Linked DNA regions of Homo sapiens: region 2 is linked to region 1. The links are chromatin contacts, found by Hi-C or POLR2A ChIA-PET in ENCODE. All regions are on one chromosome and are shown on one strand. Each heading gives the region's core, a stretch centred on a gene start or an enhancer-like site at or near the end of the contact. The rest is flanking DNA. Distances are from core to core; before and after follow the strand shown. Region 1 holds the start of DMP1-AS1 (DMP1 and DSPP antisense RNA 1). Region 2 holds the start of MEPE (matrix extracellular phosphoglycoprotein).

What was found. A loop is a pair of places that touch in the nucleus more often than their neighbours do. ChIA-PET counts read pairs that join two places held with the same protein, here RNA polymerase II (POLR2A). Pooled maps may share reads with other maps.
Region 2: a map of CD14-positive monocyte shows a loop between it and region 1 (2.3-fold over the local background). The contact joins the promoter of MEPE here to the promoter of DMP1-AS1 in region 1. A Hi-C loop is called at or near these places in 1 of 168 maps with a recorded cell type or tissue (CD14-positive monocyte) and 1 of 50 pooled maps. POLR2A ChIA-PET finds 5 or more read pairs at or near these places in 1 of 52 experiments (Panc1).

What each region holds. Positions count from the first base shown.
Region 1 is chr4:87,729,753-87,735,941 of GRCh38, forward strand. It overlaps DMP1-AS1 (DMP1 and DSPP antisense RNA 1), which reads right to left and starts at 2,662. Exons shown (of 4, transcript NR_198971.1): 1 at 2,563-2,662; 2 at 611-741.
Region 2 is chr4:87,829,972-87,836,160 of GRCh38, forward strand. It overlaps MEPE (matrix extracellular phosphoglycoprotein), which reads left to right and starts at 2,998. Exons shown (of 4, transcript NM_020203.6): 1 at 2,998-3,043; 2 at 4,732-4,797. The coding sequence starts at 4,744.

The sequences.
Region 1 (6,189 bases), core at 1,412-3,911:
GACTGACTATACTAGTAATTATCAAACAAATCAATAAATGTTTTTAAATTTTTATTGTAAATATCACTGCTTGGGAAAAAAATGTTTACGATTAGAGTGAAATGAAGAGACAGGATCTTCTATAGATATTCTGAAGGGAACTTCCAGACTTTTTCAGAAGGCTTAGGAGTTTACGGTTTTGCAAAATGCAATTATTTTATTAAAACATTTGTTTCCCTCTTGCTTTTTTTTTGTCCTGTTTTTTCCTGGTGTATTTTGTGTTTGGTAGGTTAAATGGCTGGTTTCTTTGTTCCTGTGGCATTTGGACTGAGTTCTTGTTACTGGACATTAGAACTCACTTTGTCTAATAGGTGACTAAATATTTGCTAATCAAATATTCATTACCTACTGTATATGGCTGAGGGTGGAGAAGGGAATTGAGTTCCAAGGGGCCCAATGGGACTTTCTAAGGTGACAAAAATATTGTATCTAAATTGTGGTACTGGTTTCAGGGCCACATGCATTTGTCAAAACCCATCCAACTGTACTTTACTGTTTAAGTTATGCCATAATAAACCTGACTTTTTAAAAGGCTCTCAAGCAGAATGTCCCTTGTGGGCAGGTCACTTACCTGGGCGAGACTTGATGACCACGAGAGGGAAATAGGCACAAGACTGGGGCCACCCAGAGGAGTAGTGGGGAGGTTCTGACAGCAGCTCACCACCAGGGAAGGCTGACCGCAGTGGACTTCAGACCTGAGACCTTGCAATGATGGATGGAGACTTTGTCATCTGTTGGCCCCAGGAGAGGTGACAGGCAGCACCTCCCAAAACCCCATTAGGTTGTGCCCTGGCTGAGGACCATGCATCCTGAGAGCTCGAGACTCCCGCAGGTTGCTGACATGGGGGCAGCCTCCCTCCTGCTTTTATAGATACTTTAATAGAAGTATGCTGAAGCAGGTTTTGGGTTTATGAATGGATTGAAAAGAGGAGGAAATGAGGGTCAGAGAGATAAAAACGATCTAAGAAAGAGATTGCCTATTTATCTCTAAAAAATACAAGGGAGCCAATATAAGAATCAGGACTGCAGTCGACAAAAGCAGACCTATGTGGCAGGGAGAGAAACCTTGTGTGGCTTCGTCCCAGTACTGGCCCCCAGAGAAGAGTACAGTCCTGGTCATTTCCTAGCAGAGGGGGGGAAAATGCAGATGTGCTTATTTTAAAAATGGTTTTTGATGGACACCCACCAACCACACAAACCCATAAAATAGGATTCTGTACAAAGACATTCAATCCCATTCATGTTATATTGCTGAAGAATGAGTTTCAGAAGAGATGATCTATCACACGAGCAAAGCAACGTTTATGTGATACAATGCGACCACTGCACAGAGACAAACTCGAAGAGGGTGGAGAATGATGGTTTTGATTCTTTGAAGAATTTTCCTCAAAAATGCTTTTCTGTGGGTGGCATTTTAAAAAAAAAATCCATCTAGTTGTCTTTGTCTGCAACTCTATACCAGATACATCATAGGATGCTTTTGTTTCAGCCCAGAAAGTGAAATTCTGGTCTTGGATACTTTAAATGTAAAATCCAAAGAGGTCAGCTGCTCATAGGAGATGATCGGGAGTAAATGGGCCACCTAGCAGGATTCAAAGCCACAAGATTAGAGGTTGGGTAGCTCTCTTAATTCTCAAAAATTCTTATGGGAGAACCTCTAAGAATGAGAAGAGGGAAAATTAAGGCTATAAATTGTCATTCTTTTTGTCTTCTCATCTTTCCCAACACAGACATTCCCCCCTACCCTGAACTATTTTATTTATTTTTGTTTATCATCTGTTTGCATAGTTTATATCTAGTTGCAGCATTTCTTTGCAACCCAGAAGTACAATGAGGGTAGGAGACAGACAAACAAACCCTTTCCATTCTACCTGTTTCTTTCTTGTTGATTCATTCGTTCATTTAAAAAATATTTACTGGCTGGGCACAATGGCTCATGCCGGTAATTACAGCACTTTGGGAGGACAGGGTAGGAGGATCATTTGAAGCCCGGAGTTTGAAACTGGCTTAGGCAACATAGCAAGATCCCATCTCTATAAAAATAAAAATTAGTTGGGTGTGGTTGTACATGTCTGTATTCCTAGCTACTGGGGAGGCTGAGGAGGGAGGATCTGTTGAGCACAGGAGTTTAAGGCTGCAGTGAGCCATGACCACACTGTTGCACCCTAGTCTGGATGACAGAGTGAAACTCTGTCTCAAAAAAAAAAATCTACTGATTGCCTCTGATTAGCCAAGTGCTGTTGTAGGTGTGCAGGATACATCAGTGAACAAATAATCATACATTATTTCCCCCAAGGAGCTTATATTATAGTCAGGGTCAAAAACCAAAAGAACAAAAAATAAGCAAAAACGGTAACAATAAGCAAAAATAAATAAAAATAATTAAATTACTACTTATTAAAATAAATATTAATATTAATTAACTATCAATTAAATTAATTTACTTATTATAAATTTAAACATTTATCCTTTATAATGATAAATATAATAAATTTAATAATAAACATTAAAAATAAATGTTACCTAGTTTGCTGAGAGATGAAAAGAGCTGTTATGCATTAAATTGTGTTCTCCACTCCAAAATTCGTATGTTGAAATTCTAACACCCACTTCCTCAGAATGTGACATTTGGAAATAAGGTTGTTGCAGATATTACTGTGAAGTTAAGATGAAGTCATTTGGGTGGGCCCTAATCCAGTATGACTAGTGTCCTTATAAAAAACGGAAATTTGGACAGAGAGAAGCAGAGTCTCACACAGGAAGAATGCCATGTGAACATAAAGGCAGAGACTGGGTGATGAATCTGTAAGTCAAGGAACACTAAAGTTTGCCAGCAACCACCAGAAGCTAGGAGAGAGGCGCGGGATGGTCCCTCTCACAGCCCACAGAAGGAACCAACCCTGCCCTTCGGAGTTCAGACTTCCCGCCTCTAGAACCACAAGACAATGAATTTTTGTTTCTTAAGCCGCTCTCTTGATGGCATTTTGTTATAGCAGCCCTAGCAAACAAATACTGGGGCTACGAAAATTACGGAGGAGCATAAGGGGTATTGGGAATCCTTCACAGGATTCCATGAGTCATTTTTCACATAGGGAAACCAAGAGGTAACAGATGATTTTCTTGACCACCCTCACCTACTAGGAAAACCTGATTGTTGGTTCCCCGTCCTTCCCTCTCCCCAGCACTTTGTAGACATCTCCATAATGGCTCCTGTTTTAACCTGTTTTCACACTGCTATAAAGATACTACCTGAGACTGGGTAATATATAAACAAAAGAGGTTAAATTGACTCACAGTTCCGCATGGCTTGGGAGGCCTCAGGAAACTTACAATCATGGCGGAAGGTGAAGGAGAAGCATCTTTTTACATGGTGGCAGGAGGGAGAGAGTTCAGAGGAAACTGCCACTTTTAAAACATCAGATCTCGTGAGAACTCTCTCACTAACACGAGAACAGCATGGGGAAAACCACTCCCATGATCTAATCACCTCCCACCAGGTCCCTCACTTGACTTGTGGGGATTACAATTCGAGATGAGATTTGGATGGGGACGCAGAGTCAAATCGTATTGGCTCCATCAAACTGTACCGAGTGATTTATTTCTGTCTTCATCTATCTCTCCCTCACCATCTATCTCAATGAGGGATCATCTCATTCTCCTTCCTGTGTTTTAATTTCTAGCACATAACCTGCACTTGGTAAGTGCTCAATATGTGTTAATTAAATAGATGGAGAATGCATATAAATTCCATGAGAATTTAATGTGTGCAAGTTTCCTATGGTCTTATAATTAATATAATTTGATATAGATGAAATTCATAACTTCTCATGAAATGGGGCATTGGCAGCTGCCCCTCTTGGGTGGAGCACATATTCTGAAACAGTGAGGTTTTTTGGGGATGAGCATGATCTCAGAGCTCCTTGCCTGCTATGGGAAGCTTGTGCCTGTTTTCCACCCAAAAACCAGAGATAACAATGGCACTGCCTACCTCACATGATGTTGTGAGAGCTAACACATAGAATGAATGCTTCAAATAATGCTGGCCTTGAGAGAGTTCTTAAAGAGTACTAACCGTTATTACTGCTGTTCATAGAGATTCATTTGAGAAGACTTCTAAAAGCATTCAATAATTGGGTGCCTGGGTCACTGTGGATGAAATGAGAGTCCAGAATTGTCTCACTGCTCATTGGGTTGACGGTCTAATGGGGAAAGCAAAGAGTAACAAAATAATTACAAATAAATAAACAGTGCAGGTGTGATCATAGCTATGAAGGAGAGATACCTAGTGCTTGGAGACCACTGATGGAGGACTTAACTGATATGCAAGGTTAGGGAGAATGAGTTGAGATCTCAGATATGAGTAGGAATTGCCTACTGAGGATGGGAAGAACAGTATTCCTGGAGGAATGAGTGGGTAGGAGCCCTGAGGCAGTAGGAGCTTTTCTTGTTTATGGAAGGGAAAGGAGGCCAGCGTGCCTGGGGTGCAGCAAGTGAGAGGAGCATGGCTCAAGGTGAGGCTGAGCAAAGACACGGCAGACAGCTCATGCAGAGCTTTTGTCACCTTGCTAATTATTTGGCATAATGGAATCTGAGTGAGGTATTGGGGGTGAGTTGTGAGGAACAACATGCTCAGAGTTTCCTTTTGAAAATCATTCAGGTTGCAGTGTAGAGAATGACTAAGAAGCACAGAGTGAATGCAGGTAGACCCCATCAGAGGGAAGGGTCATGGTAGCTTGGGCTTAAGTGATAGTTTGTAGAAATGGAGAGAAGTGATAAATTGAAAATGGGTGGTGACAGAAAGGGGGCTATTGAAGACCAGGGCAGGTTGCTGACTTTGTCACTAGTATGGTTACAAAGGGTCTCACTCATGAGACCACACACTGAAGAGAACTGATTTTGAATATTTTGACTATAAGGTACTTTTGAGACATCCAAGTGAAAATGTCCAGTGCTCAGTGGAGCATATGGGCTGATGGTGCAGAAAAGAATCATATAAATATCAGGCATTCAGGCATCCATTGCCCTGAGGGAAAGATGTAAAGGAGTGAGTATTTTGTGGTCTGACTATAGCCCCCAAATTGCAGAGCTAGTCCCTGGGAAAGAGATGGACCAACTGGCCTAATGTGTCATACTTTCTTCCTTTCCAGCGATTTCTATTTTGAGTCCTCAATATACTAGGTGGCCCAAACTTAACCACAGTCAGTTGGAGACCTAGGAATTTCTCGAGACCTGTGTCTAAATGGAAGGCTTGAGTGGTGCCACCACCCTGTGGGGAGGCACAAGATCTTCAGTCATCTGTCTGCACAGTTATCTAGTCCTGAGTCATCAGTCCACTCAGGTTGTAAGGAGATATCCCTCTTCCTGTCCACATGACCCCTTCAGGTGTGGCAACTCTTTTTGTTTCTTTCTCATCACACTTGAGAGACAACAATTATTCTGCTGCTTCTGTCAAGGTCTGAAGCACAGGAATCTAGGTCTGCCTTTGGCTCCGTGGGCCTGGACTCAATGTGCAGCGCTCCATTCTCATCAGGACTCTACTAAGGGAGAGAGGTAGTTAATGACCTCTGCTCCCAGGCACCTCAAATTTCTGCCAAGGCTGTATACCAGGAACTGGGAGACAGTTTCTCATCCAGTCTCTCCAAAACCTCTCCAGGATCCTGCCATCTTTTAGGGACTCCAACCCCATAAAATGGGTGGAGCAAGGCTCAGCTCTCTGGTTCCTACCCACAAATCCACTCTCCTTCATCTAACTCCTGCCCTCTTCCCTCCATGTAGCTTGTGGAATAGGCTCCTAATCTGCTTTTTTTTTTTTTTTTTCTGTGCCAGGATTATCCTTGTTTCTCCTAAGGCTTTGGATTTTAAAAACCAAAGCAAGGAAGACTCTGTTTTCCCTTCTACTTCATATTGTATCATTCTCTGAGGAGACAAGTTCAGAGAGCCTAGATCCTCAAATGGAAATTTGAGAGAAATTGGAAAGAGAGGATCAATGTTTTAAAAATGTCTTCATGCCACAGCTAAGAGAAAAAGTTCCCTTTTACCCCTTCGAGATGATTATATGATCAGATCAAATAGTGTAGGTTATAATGAAAAATAGCTACATAATTAATCTTGAGGTCAGAGACTCTGTGTGTTTATATATCCACATGAAGT
Region 2 (6,189 bases), core at 1,748-4,247, 100 kb after region 1:
AATCAACTTGCCACAGTAAACAGGTGGTAGAGTCAGGATTTGAACTCAAGTCTGTTTGCCTCCAAAGCTACTAGAGTTCTAGAGTTCAATATTTCCACTGTCAATGACAATATTCAAATATTCTAAAATCTATGCTTGAATGGTTGTAAGTCAACAGTGGCCCCACCCAATAGCTCAAACCTAGTCCTGGAAGATGTTCTTAAAAGCAGTTCTGTAAAAGCAGAACTACTGTTTGATCCAGTAATCCCATTACTGGGTATATACCCGGAGGAATATAACACATTCTTCCATAAAGACACATGCACACGGCTGTTCATTGCAGCCCTGTTCACAATGGGAAAGACATGGAATCAACTTAAATGCCTATCAGTGACAGACTGGATAAAGAAAATGTGGTATGTATACACCATGGAATATTATGCAGCTATAAAAATGAAAGAGATCATGTCCTTTGTGGGAACATGGCTGGAGCTGGAGGCCATTATCTTCAGCAAACTAACGCAGGAACAGAAAACCAAATACCACATGTTCTCACTTATAAGTGGGAGCTAAATGATAAGAACTTATGAACACAAAGAAGGAAACAACAGACATTGGGGTCTACTTGAGGGTGAAGGGTGGGAAGAAGGAGAGGAACAGAAAAGATAACTATTGGGTACTGAGCTTAATACCTGGGTGATGTAGTAATATGTACAACAAACCCCAGGGACATGTGTTTATCTATGTAATGAACCTTCACATGTACCTCCAAACCTAAATAAAAATTTTTTTAACAAGAAGACATGAGGTGAGGGAGAGGAGGAAAAGCAGCTCTGGATACTCAAAAGAGGAACAGCAGAATTTAGATATGATAAAAAAAAAAAAAGAGAGAGTTAGCTTGACCTAGAAAAGGCACCATTTTCTCAGGTAGAACTTATGAAATACTGTTTTGTTTGTGTTTTATGTTTTGGTTTTTGTCTATTTGGAGGGTTGAGATAAATTGACAGTTTACACTTAAATCTTATTATATATCATTTGTATATATAATATACAACTGTTAAAGGTGTGTTTCACTGTAGGTAGTTCTTATCACAAAGTATAGGTTAAATAACTCTTACATAATTTCTTATTGATGCTTTAATATATAGTCATAATGTCAATGACCTTTACAGGTATTATAATATTTTTATATTAAGTGGAACCTCTCAAACTATTACAATTATTTTGGTAGCCAGTTTGGGCAAAACAAGAGAGCAGGCAATCGCACTGGAAAGGCTTATTCTAGTATAGGTTTGTTACTTGTTTCATTAAGAAATTGAGTGTCTTAAATTGTCCATCTTATAAAATTTGTCTAAATCCAAACTCACAATATTTTCCTCAAAACCATTTTCTTCTGCATTTTTTCCAATATGAAGAAAAAATCAACTTTACTCTTCCAGTTGCTCAGGTCAAAACCTTGGTGTCATCCTGATTCTTGATTGTTTTCTCACAGGCCACATCTGGTACCTCAGCAAATCCTATTACCATTTTTCCCCAAACTTCTTCAGAATATGACCACGTCTCATCATCCCTTCTGCCGCACTCAGGTTCAAGCCTCCATCATCTCTGGCTGGGATTATTACAAGAGCTTCCTAGCCATTCTCTCTGCCTTTTTCCTACTTCAGTCACTCCTCAATCATGCCTGTGCTTAAAACCTCCAAGGACTTTTCTTCTCACTCATAGCAATGTCAAAAGCATTGCAATGACCTACAGGTCCTATACCATCTGCCATCTAATACCCTTCTGACCTCATTTGTTGCTATTCCCCTTGCTCAGGCCTCCAACCAAAGTGGCCTCTTCTCTGTTCCTGGAACAAGTCACAAGGCTTTTATTTCTGGGGCACTATTTTTCTTATTTCTTCTTCCTGGAATGGTCTTCCCATAGACAGTCATATGGCTGCAGGCTTATCTGAGTCTGTTCATGCTGCTACTACAGAATACCACAGACTGGGTAATTTATAAAAAACAGAAATTTATTTCACACAGTTCTGGAGGCTGGGAATTCCGCAATGAAGAGGCCAGCATGTTCATTGCCTGACGAGGGCTGTCTATCTCTTCTTCCAATTTGGCACCTTGCTACTGCATCTCCAGAGGGGACAAATGCTGTGTCTTCACACTGCAGACAAGCAGAAGGGCAAAAAGGGACTAGCTAGTTTCTTCTTGCCCTTTTATAAGGTCATTAATCCCATTCATACTGGGGTCTGCCTTCATGACTTAATCACCTTCTAAAGAGCCCATCTCTCAATACTGTCACCTTGGGTTTAAGTTCTAACATGGGAATTTTGGAGGGACACGTACATTGAAACCATAACAAGGTCTTTACTCAAAAGTTGCCTTCTCATTGAGGCCTTCCCAGGACTTCCTATCTAAAATTTCAACCCAGTGTCCCCACCCCCAATGCTTGTTACTCCCCAACAATACTTTTTCTCCTTAGACTTAGTATATGTCACTATCTAATCTATTTAACTCATTTATCTTGTTTATTATCTGTCTCCCTTATTGGATTCTAAGCTCCAGGAAGACAGGGATTTTTTTCTGTCTTGTTTTGTTCACTGCAGTTTCGCCAATGCCTGTCACACAGTAGGCACCTAAAACATTTTTGTTAAATGTTGCTGAATTTCACTTAGATAAAATTGACATCATAAACTTTCTACATAAAAGGATAGCAAAAATGTTTTCCATTTCTAAACTTGTTAGGTATTCAGTCAGTCCTAATTAGCAGTTCTGAAATCAATTTTGATTATCTGACAACATGATGTCCAAACTGAGGTATTTATATTTTCTGTTTATCCCACTTTCTGGAACATTTGATAGTAGCTTTCTACCACAAACACATTTTTAGATTAAAATTACTTCACCCCCTATGGTTATCTGTGGGCGCTTGTAACAAATTGTTTGCTAGCGCTGAGTGAGCCAGTGCTGATTGGCCATTGGGAACTCTAACAAACTTTAAATTTCAGCAAAATGCCCAGAGACTTCTAATCCTGCAACAAGAAGCCAGGTATTCTGAAGGTGAAAGATACCAGGTAATTTGGCTTTCATGTTCTTGACAGCAAATAGCTTTATATCATAGTTGTTTACGTTTTTAAGATGCTTGCCACCCAAGTATGGTTTTATTACTTTTGAAAATCTTCTCTACTGAGCAAAACTGTGTAATATTTGGTGCTTTGTTTTATAAAATAGGAAATGCGTTACCATGCTCTAGAAATCATCAACTAAAATTGATGATTTGATAGCAACTTTCTCTTTTTTTTTGTTATTAGCATTATCAAGATCCACAGTAACTCAGACTTCAGTTTTCTTCTATCCCTTCACTTAACAAACTGCAATCAGGAAAATCTGATCTTATTCATACTTTGAAACCTCATCTGTGTTGATATTTCTACTGATGAGCATTAACTCATTTCATAAGTTACTTACGTTGTCCTGATCTATAAAATGCTTGGAAGGGTAAACTATAGTTAGAATTTAGATCCTTCTAATTGCATTAATTTAGAAAAACATAGCCTAGGATTTTAGAATATATTTAATAGTTACAATCATTTCTCCAAATACCAGCTTTTCCTTGAGGTGTTTAAAGATTGCAAGAATATTTAGATTATTTTTTCCCATAAAAACAAGTTTTTCTTCAAGAAATCTCAGAGTGGCATAAATTTATTGTTTTCACAATATAATAATAAGATCAATAGTCCAAAGACATGTTGACTTTTTTCCAATCTAATGGCTACTTAAGTGAGCTCACTAGTTCCTGTTGGTATATTTACCAAAATATAAACAAATACCTTTATTTGTAACTAAATGTTAGTATTTTGAACATCATTTTGTTGAGCCCAATATAAAATATGATTTGCCTTTAAGTCAACTGTACATGGATTTTTCTGTAATAAGATAAAAGAATAGAAAGTTATTTAAGGTGGCAGAGAGTCTTGATGAAGAAAACTGGGTCTAGAGCCACATTGCCTGGATACTAATCCCAGTTCTGCCCCTTAATATTTGTGAATTCTAAAGCAAGTTATTTGATCTTTTTGTGTCTATTTCCTAATCTATACAACAGGCATAGTAACGCCGCCTAACTTGTAGGGTTGTTGTGAGGCTCAAATAATTGAATGCATGCAAAATTCTTAGACCCAGTGCTTGGCTCATTTTAGTATTCAATAAATGTTAGCCATTAATGTCAGTGTTGCAAAAATTAGTTCACTCTCCAGCCCATGGATGGCTACTAATTCAGACACATTGCTAATGAACATGAGACACAGATTAGGGCACCAGCCCGGAGGCAGATAAGCTTTCCTCACAGTGCAATCTGCTACCCTGACAAACTTAGAGTGTGTTATGAGCTGCTACATCAACTTAATGTCATTTTGAATTACACAAATAATTAAACAATCTCTTTCTAAAGACAAGAGGAAGAAGAGCTGATGATAGAGCAAATAAATGTGTCTATAAAATATATTTCTATCAACTGACTTTACTGTTTTAATGATATTGAATAATTTTCATTTTCACATTGGAATAACTAGACATATGAAAGTTCTTAAAATGTCCACACTCGGGTATAAGCAAGTTATACATAGTCTATACACACACATACACAAAAGGATATGAACTGCCAAGGGGAAGGGTGTTTATATATTCCTATGTGTTTTATCTCTTCTTATGGCTGCAGTTTATAACTGGCAATGCTTTGTGGTAAGATATTGTTGTCTTTTTACAGAGATTCTCAAAGATGCGAGTTTTCTGTGTGGGACTACTCCTTTTCAGTGTGACCTGGGCAGCACCAGTAAGTATTTACAAATTCAATTATATTTCAGATAATCTCTTGCTCTCTTCATTTGTTTTTCTTTCAAGCAACGTCTATTTAAATTAGTAGCATCTACCTAATTCAGTTATTTTAAAAAGAACCAAGCAAACAGAAAGCATCTAGCACTTAACACTCTTAACAAAGGAGGTTCTCAATAAACATGTGCTGAATTATGAGATCTGACAACATTGTCTTTTAAGGAACACCAAAAACAGATTTTTTGAGAAAACCAAGAGGCAGCCGCAGCATTTCAAATCAGCTGATACTAATGAGTGATACTCAAAGACTCAAATTATAACATGGTAAAATAATCTTTGACTATTTTCCTGTAAACTTAAAGAATTTGACATGAATGTTTTAAAGCTAACCAGCTAGATTTAGTAAATAGATAAAAATGCAAAGAGACAAGAACTCTTCTGTATTTCTTGCAACACCCCAATACTGTGGGATCCTACTTGTGATTTTCTCTTCATCAGCGAGGCTAGAGGTGGGACGTAGTACCTCCAAGCTTAACCCAAATCAAGCTCCTACTTCCTTGTGTGTCTTTTCTTCCCTCTGACTCACCCAGTTGAATATTCAGGATGTGACCAAATTATCTTGTGAAAATGCTGAGTGTTAGTTATTTTCTGCAATGCAGACACAGTGCTAATTAGATAATGTCTGAGCAGCATCCTAACTTATCAGAATAACCTTTTTGGTTGGAGAACCATGGAAACAAATAGTCATCCCATTGCCAATCATACTTATATATAGGTCCTGAGTGAGTGGGTGACTGCTAGGGTAACCAGGCTGATGAGGATGACCAGGGAAGCAGAGGGCCTCATGGAGGGCAGTGGAAGTTGGGGAAATGTGTTCCCTTCTCCGCACACACTCTGTGCAACAAGGGTGTGCAGTACAGTACTGTGGAGGCTGTACTGCTCACAACACACATTTGCGAGACCCCATGCACAGACCTCACTCAATCAAGGCCTAGAGGCTCAGGTGCCTCTCCCACCTCTCACGGTGGAAAAATGAGTCTTGCTGACCTAGCTCAAGTTGGCCAGCTGAAGATTTTATTTTGAGCAACATGTTCCAAGAAGCAGCTGGAGTGGGGCTTTCTCATCATTTTCCAGTAAATGTGCTATGTCAACATTGATTCAGTGACCACTGATCAGAAGAGGATGCCAGCTTTCCTGCCCAGAGGCAGACAATGCCATCTCCATTACAGGGCCACATTCAAGCCTAAGACATCTGCTTGGGGGTATAGAGGGGACAAGGGAGGGATGCGTATTTCAAATGAAAGCAGCTCAGCAAGGATGCAGAGGCAACATTTGTAACTGTGAATCATTAAATATGATGTTTTCTTCCAGGTATATAGATGCCATTTTAGTA